Regions from separate parts of the Homo sapiens genome. Here region 1 is linked to region 2. A link is a contact called in ENCODE Hi-C or POLR2A ChIA-PET data. All regions are on one chromosome and are shown on one strand. The core of a region is the stretch at or near the end of the contact, and the rest is flanking DNA. Distances in the headings are between cores, read along the strand shown. Region 1 holds the start of CILP2 (cartilage intermediate layer protein 2). Region 2 holds the start of ZNF14 (zinc finger protein 14).

Region 1 (2,750 bases), core at 193-2,692, 190 kb after region 2:
GCCATTGGCTCCTCGGTGGGGGTGGCGTCTGTGGGTGAGGAGTGGGGAGAAGGAAGCACGCTGCTACTGATGGGGACCGCTGGGAGCCTCCTTTTAGGCAAGGTGCAGCCACGATCATCCCCCCCCTTTTTTTTTTTTTTTTTGAGACGGAATCTCCCTCTGTCACCCAGGCTGGAGTGCAGTGGCACGATCTCGGCTCACTGCAGCCTCTGCCTCCTGGGTTCAAGTGATTCTCACACCTCAGCCTCCTGAGTAGCTGGGATTACAGGCACGCTCCACCAGGCCTAGCTAATTTTTATATTTTTAGTAGAGACGGGGTTTCACCATGTTGGCCAGGTTGGTCTCAAACTCCTGACCTCAGGTAGTCCGCCCGCCTCGGCCTCCCAAAGTGCTGGGATTACAGGCGTGAGCCACCGTGCTTGGCCCATGATCCCCATTTTAACAGGAGGGAAAATTGAGGCTCTGAGAGGCCAGAACCCAGCTCTAGCCCCAAGGGCTGCCATACACTCTCCTCCAGCGCGCTGCCCATGACCACCACCAGGCCCCCAAAGCCAGGTACCTCTCTCTGACCTAGCCCTAACCCCCCGGCTGGGGAAGTGCAAGTACCACCCAGTTCCCCTAGGCTAGAGTCTCCCTCCCACTATGTTCAGCTGCCGCGAGATCAATCAAGTTCAGCTGGCTGTGCCTCTGCCCTCAGGCTGGGCTCCCCCTCATCCACTTGGCCTGCTGGAAGCCCCTCCCTTAGTCTGTCTTCCATCCCTGTACTACAGTCCGAGCTGCCGGGAAGTCCTTGGAATCTAGACTGGCTTCTCCAAGATAGGAGCTGTCCAAGATACTCCCAGCAGAGTGATGAGGTCAGACAAGCCCCTTCCTTCTGGGTGCCTCAGTCTCCTCACTTGAGAAGTGGGCCCGTCCCCCGCCCCATTGAGTGTTCCAGGGATGGGCATTTCTTTCTCCAGCGGTTGGAGTGAGTGCGTGTGTGGGAGTTAGGTGGGAGGGGCCAGTTCCGACCCCTTCGGTCCAGGGTGGGAGACCTGGCCGGTGATTCAGAGTCCAAACCCCGGGAGGAACCCTAGGTTCTTATCCACACTCCCGGCTTAGCCAAGGAAGAGAATGGATGAGGCCCGCTCCGCGCCCCAGGTGGTCGCGGGGATCCGACTGGTGAAGGGGACCCAGTCCCCGGGGAAGCGCGTGGGTCCCTGGGTTCTCTCCCCGAGTGCGGCTTCACCCAAGGCCGGCTGCCAGGCCCTCGGGAGCCTCAGGGGCTGGGCGCGGGGGCTGGAGGCGCCTCACCTCGGGCCCCCGCCAGGTGCGCAGCGACGACACAGAGACAGAGCAGTGGCAGCAGCGACGCCATGGCCGGGGCAGAGCGTCCGAGGGAGGGTCCGGGCTCCGCGGCGTGCTCGGGTCCAACTCCGGCGGGTCTGGCGGCCGCTGGGACTGAGAGTGGGGGCGGGATGCGACCGCAGATCCCGCCCTGGCCACGCCCCATTCAGGCCACGCCCCCTGGCCCTGGGTGACGGCGCTCGAGCAACCCCTCTGGGTCGCCCCCCTTGGTGCGTCTGGCTGTGCCTCCGTCCTCAGGCTGTCCTGGGTTCCCCGTGGCCTGCTGGAACTCCCTCCCCGAGCCCACTCAGTCCTCCAAGCTGCATCCCAAGCTGCCTGAGGGAAGTGTCACTTGGAATCCAGCCTCAAGCTGCTCGGACCCGCTTTAGGTGGCTGGAAGTCCTGTCTCGCGTCTCACTTCGATCCTATAGGCTTTAGGCCACCCCAAACAGTCTGGGAGTCCCACCCTGAATCTACCCTCCATTCTTCTGGCTCGAGTTTTCTTTCTTCTTTTTCTTTTAATTTGTAGAGTCGGGATCTTGCTATGTTGCCCAGGCTGGTCCCAAACTCCTGGCCTTAAGCGATCCTCCAGCCTCAGCCTCCCAAAGTGCTGAGATTACAGGCAGGAGCCACCGCCCCCAGCCCTAGCTGAAGTTTTCTAGGCCAGCGGGAAGTCCCACTCCACCGCCCTTCTCATGCTCCCCGCCTTGGATCACCCAGGGACCGTGTGAAGTCCCTCTTCGAGTGTGCCCACCCCCGCAGCGGGCCCGGTGCACAAAGGAGGCGGAGGCGAGGCGGCGGTGGTGGGAGGGCTGTTTATTGGCGAGGGTCCCTGCGGTGTGGCCGCGGGTGGCGGTCACAGTGCCGCGACGCAGTCGGTGCCCGTGTATCCCGGCAGGCGCAGAGCGAACTTGCGGCGCACGTCATCGGGCACGAACCTGCCGGCCACGAAGTGGTGGCGCCCGGAGAAGCGGCCAGCGCAGCGCTTGGGCGCCGCGAGAGACACCAGCACGTCAGGCCGCAGCCCGTCCTCCGAATCGCTGCCGGTCTCTGCGTCCCAGCCTGAGGGAGGAGGGTCCGGGGGGATTGGGAACTGGGAGGGTGGCCTGCCCTCAGCCTAGAGTCCATCCTGTCCCTGCCTCCTCTCCTCTCCCCTCCAACACTGAGCCTCTGCCCTCAGACCAGAGTCCTGCTGCCCCACCCCCACTTCCCCTCCCCCATCAGACCCAGCCTTTTCTCTCTGGCACATGGGTCCTGGTGAGACTTGTCGCCCCCTAGAACTCTGCCTCCGCCCTCAGACAAGTCTCTCCCAGTCCTTGGAGGTGTTTCCCTCCCAATCAGACCAGAGCTTCTGCACTCAGACTTTCTGCTTCTGCTCCTATCCTACTATTCAATCGCCCTCCTCCATCTGACCCAGCCTCTGT
Region 2 (3,041 bases), core at 131-2,630:
CCCCAGCACTTTGGGAGGCCAAAGAGGGCAGATCACCTGAGGTCAGGCGTTCGAGACCAGCCTGGCCAACATGGTGAAACTCTATCTCTACTACAATACAAAAATCAGCCGGGAGTAGTGGTGGGCGCCTGTAATCCTGGCTACTCAGGAAGCTGAGTCAGGAGAATCACTTGAACCTGGGAGGCAGAGGTTGCGGTGGCTGAGCGCCACTGCACTCCAGCCTGGGCAACGAGAGCGAGACTCCATCTCCAAAGGAAAAAAAAAGAAGTAAATTGGCCGGTGGCAGTGGCTCACACCTGTAATCCCAGCACTTTGAGAGGTCGAGGCAGGAGGATTGCTTGAACCTAGGAGTTCGAGACCAGCCTGGGCAACAGAAGGAGACACACATCTCTACCAAAAATTAAAATTAAAATTAAAACAATTAGCCAGGCCTGGTAGTGCGTGCGTGTAGTCCCAGATACTTAGGAGGCTCAGGTTGGAGGCTTGCTTGAATCCAGGAGTTGAAGCCTGCAGTGAGCAATGATCACACCACTGCACTTCAGCCTGGGCTACAGAGCAAAACCCTGTCTCTTAAAAAAAAAAAAAAGAAGAAGAGGCCGGGCGTGGTGGCTCACGCCTGTAATCCCAACGCTTTGGGAGGCCGAGGCCGGCAGATCACGAGGTCAGGAGATCGAGACCATCCTGACTAACACAGTGAAACCCCGTCTCTACTAAAAAAATACAAAAAATTAGCCGGGCGTGGTGGCGGGCGCCTGTATTCCCAGCTACTCGTGAGGCTGAGGCAGGAGAATGGCGTGAACCCGGGAGGCGGAGCTTGCAGTGAGCCGAGATGCGCCACTGCACTCCAGCCTGGGCGACAGAGCGAGACTCCGTCTCAAAAAAAAAAAAAAAAAGAAGAAATAAATCCTAACACATACTACAAGGTGAAGCTCGAGGACATTATGCTAAGTGAAATAAGCACGTCAGGAAAGGACAAATACTTTATGACGCCATTTACATGAGATTCCCACAGTCAAATTCACGAACTCAGACAATGGAATGGAGGTTGCAAAAGACCCTGAGGGAAGGAGGTGCACGGGGAGTTGTGCAACGAGACAGATTTCAGTGTTGCAAGATGAAAACAATTCTGGAAATTGGCTTCACAATGTGAATGTATTTAACAGTACTGAAGAGAACACTTAAAATGGATGGGAGGCAAAGAACACATTCGGTTTAAACGCAAACGTCCTGGCGGGGACAAGCCGGACTGAAGCCAGGCCAGCTCAACCACGCCCCTTCCTGCTCCGCTGTCACTCAGTGATAAAGAGGCGGGGCCATTGGATCTGTCCAATCAGGACCTCAGCTGAAAAGATGTGAGCGGCGCCACGCTGGGCCTGCGCAGTGCGGACGTCGCCATTCCTGGCCCATGGGAAGATTGCGTTTCACCTGCTCCTGAAGGCCGAAGGTGGCTCTAGCGCATCCTTTGTCGCGCCGTGACCTGCAGGTACTGACAGATCCGTAGGGAGGACACCGTGACTTCCCGGACGCTGGGAAATGGTGAGTGTGCGGGGCCAGTGTCCGAGGGGAGGTTTCTGGTTGGAACCGTCTGTGGCCGAGGCCGGGGACCTCCTTGCAGTCAACTCCGGGGTTTGCAGACCCGGGGGCCACCGCGGGCGCAGTTCGGCCCTCGGTCCTCTCTGTGGGAGCTGGACCCGCAGCCGGGAGCCCCAGCGTCCTGTCCCGTCCCCGCGGGGCGACCTCGGCCCCCGGTCCTGGAGCCCTCTATGGGCAGCTCTGCGCCCGCAGCCCCGCGTCTCCCCGGATTGTTCGGTGACAGCGGGAGGGTCCTGGGGAGATCCCATCTCGGTCTGTGGGGTTTGTGCGTTTAAGAAACCACTTGGTTGGAAACCTTACGATGAATCCACGGGTGCGTTTCCTCACTTGTGAGAACCGAAGCCTGGCTAGGTCCTTGCTGCCGGGGTCAGGTTCCTGTGGCTGTTCAAACGCCCCTGCCCTCATCACCAGGGACTGACCCCCTCTAGTGCTCCCAGCACTCAAGTCTGGGGGTGTTTTTGACCTTCTGAATGTGGGCTTTCTTTTCGAACTGCGGGGAAGGGGACTCCTTATCTTAACTGATCAGAAAGTTTGTGTTTCTTCCCTTTGGACTCCTTGATCAAATATTAATTCTAGCCACCCTTAATTCCAGTTTCCCTTCGCTCTGGGTAATTTTGTTCCCTTGCGTGAATGTGTGCGATTTTTAGTTTCTTTGGTTTCTGGATGGAATTAATTGTGAGCTTGTTCAGGTTCTTTTAAATTTTCTTGTTTGTGTGTGTTTATCTGTGTGGTTTCTACCCAAGAGATTTCGCCTATGTTGGAGTGCCATGATGATGCAAAATCTCTGTATGTCATTTGTTCCGTATATAAGTGGTAAGCATTTTTTTTTGTGTGTGACGGAGTCTCGCTCTGTCGCCCGGGATGGAGTGCAGTGGCGCGATCTCCAGCTCACTGCAAGCTCCGCCTCCCAGGTTCAAGCCATTCTGCCTCAGCCTTCCCAGTAGCTGGGACTACAGGCGCCCGCCACCACGCCCAGCTAATTTTTTTGTATTTTTAGTAGAGACGGGGTTTCACCGTGTTAGCCAGGATGGTCTCGATCTCCTGACCTTGTGATCTGCCCGCCTTGGCCTCCCAAAGTGCTGGGATTACAGGCGTGAGCCACCGCGCCCGGCTAAGTGGTAAGCTTTGAGGTGTTTGTGAGAGTGATGTTTATGACACACACCACTTTGATACATTCTGATTGTAAGTGTATGTTGTGATTTTTTCTTTCCTCGTGTGGTTGTAATAGGTCAGTGTGTTTTTCTCTGAGCAATTAACCAGTGGAAGGTTCCTAAGTCTAGAGTCATTGTGGGTAGTTTTGTTGTTGTTTTTTTTCTTTTTTTTGAGATGGAATCTCACTCTGTCGCCCAGGCTGGAGTGCAACGGCATGATCACAGCTCACTGCAACCTCTGCCTCCCTGGTTCAAGCAGTTCTCCTGCTTCAGCCTCCTGCATAGCTGGGATTACAG

The links. Hi-C counts contacts between places; a loop is a spot of excess contacts on that map. ChIA-PET counts read pairs that join two places held with the same protein, here RNA polymerase II (POLR2A). Pooled maps may share reads with other maps.
Region 1: a loop to region 2 is called in a map of CD4-positive, alpha-beta T cell, with 4 times the contacts of the local background. The contact joins the promoter of CILP2 here to the promoter of ZNF14 in region 2. A Hi-C loop is called at or near these places in 5 of 168 maps with a recorded cell type or tissue (CD4-positive, alpha-beta T cell, CD4-positive, alpha-beta memory T cell, CD8-positive, alpha-beta T cell and 1 more) and 12 of 50 pooled maps. POLR2A ChIA-PET finds 5 or more read pairs at or near these places in 3 of 52 experiments (CD4-positive, alpha-beta T cell, H1 and HCT116).

The regions. Positions count from the first base shown.
Region 1 is chr19:19,536,957-19,539,706 of GRCh38, reverse strand. It overlaps CILP2 (cartilage intermediate layer protein 2), which reads right to left and starts at 1,442. Exons shown (of 8, transcript NM_153221.2): 1 at 1,294-1,442; 2 at 1-28. The coding sequence starts at 1,357. YJEFN3 (YjeF N-terminal domain containing 3) reads right to left here. Exons shown (of 7, transcript NM_198537.4): 7 at 2,126-2,388. The coding sequence ends at 2,183. RefSeq lists an enhancer at 1-104 and a silencer at 1,197-1,566.
Region 2 is chr19:19,731,451-19,734,491 of GRCh38, reverse strand. ZNF14 (zinc finger protein 14) reads left to right here and starts at 1,380. Exons shown (of 4, transcript NM_021030.3): 1 at 1,380-1,536. The coding sequence starts at 1,534. RefSeq lists a silencer at 1,725-1,874.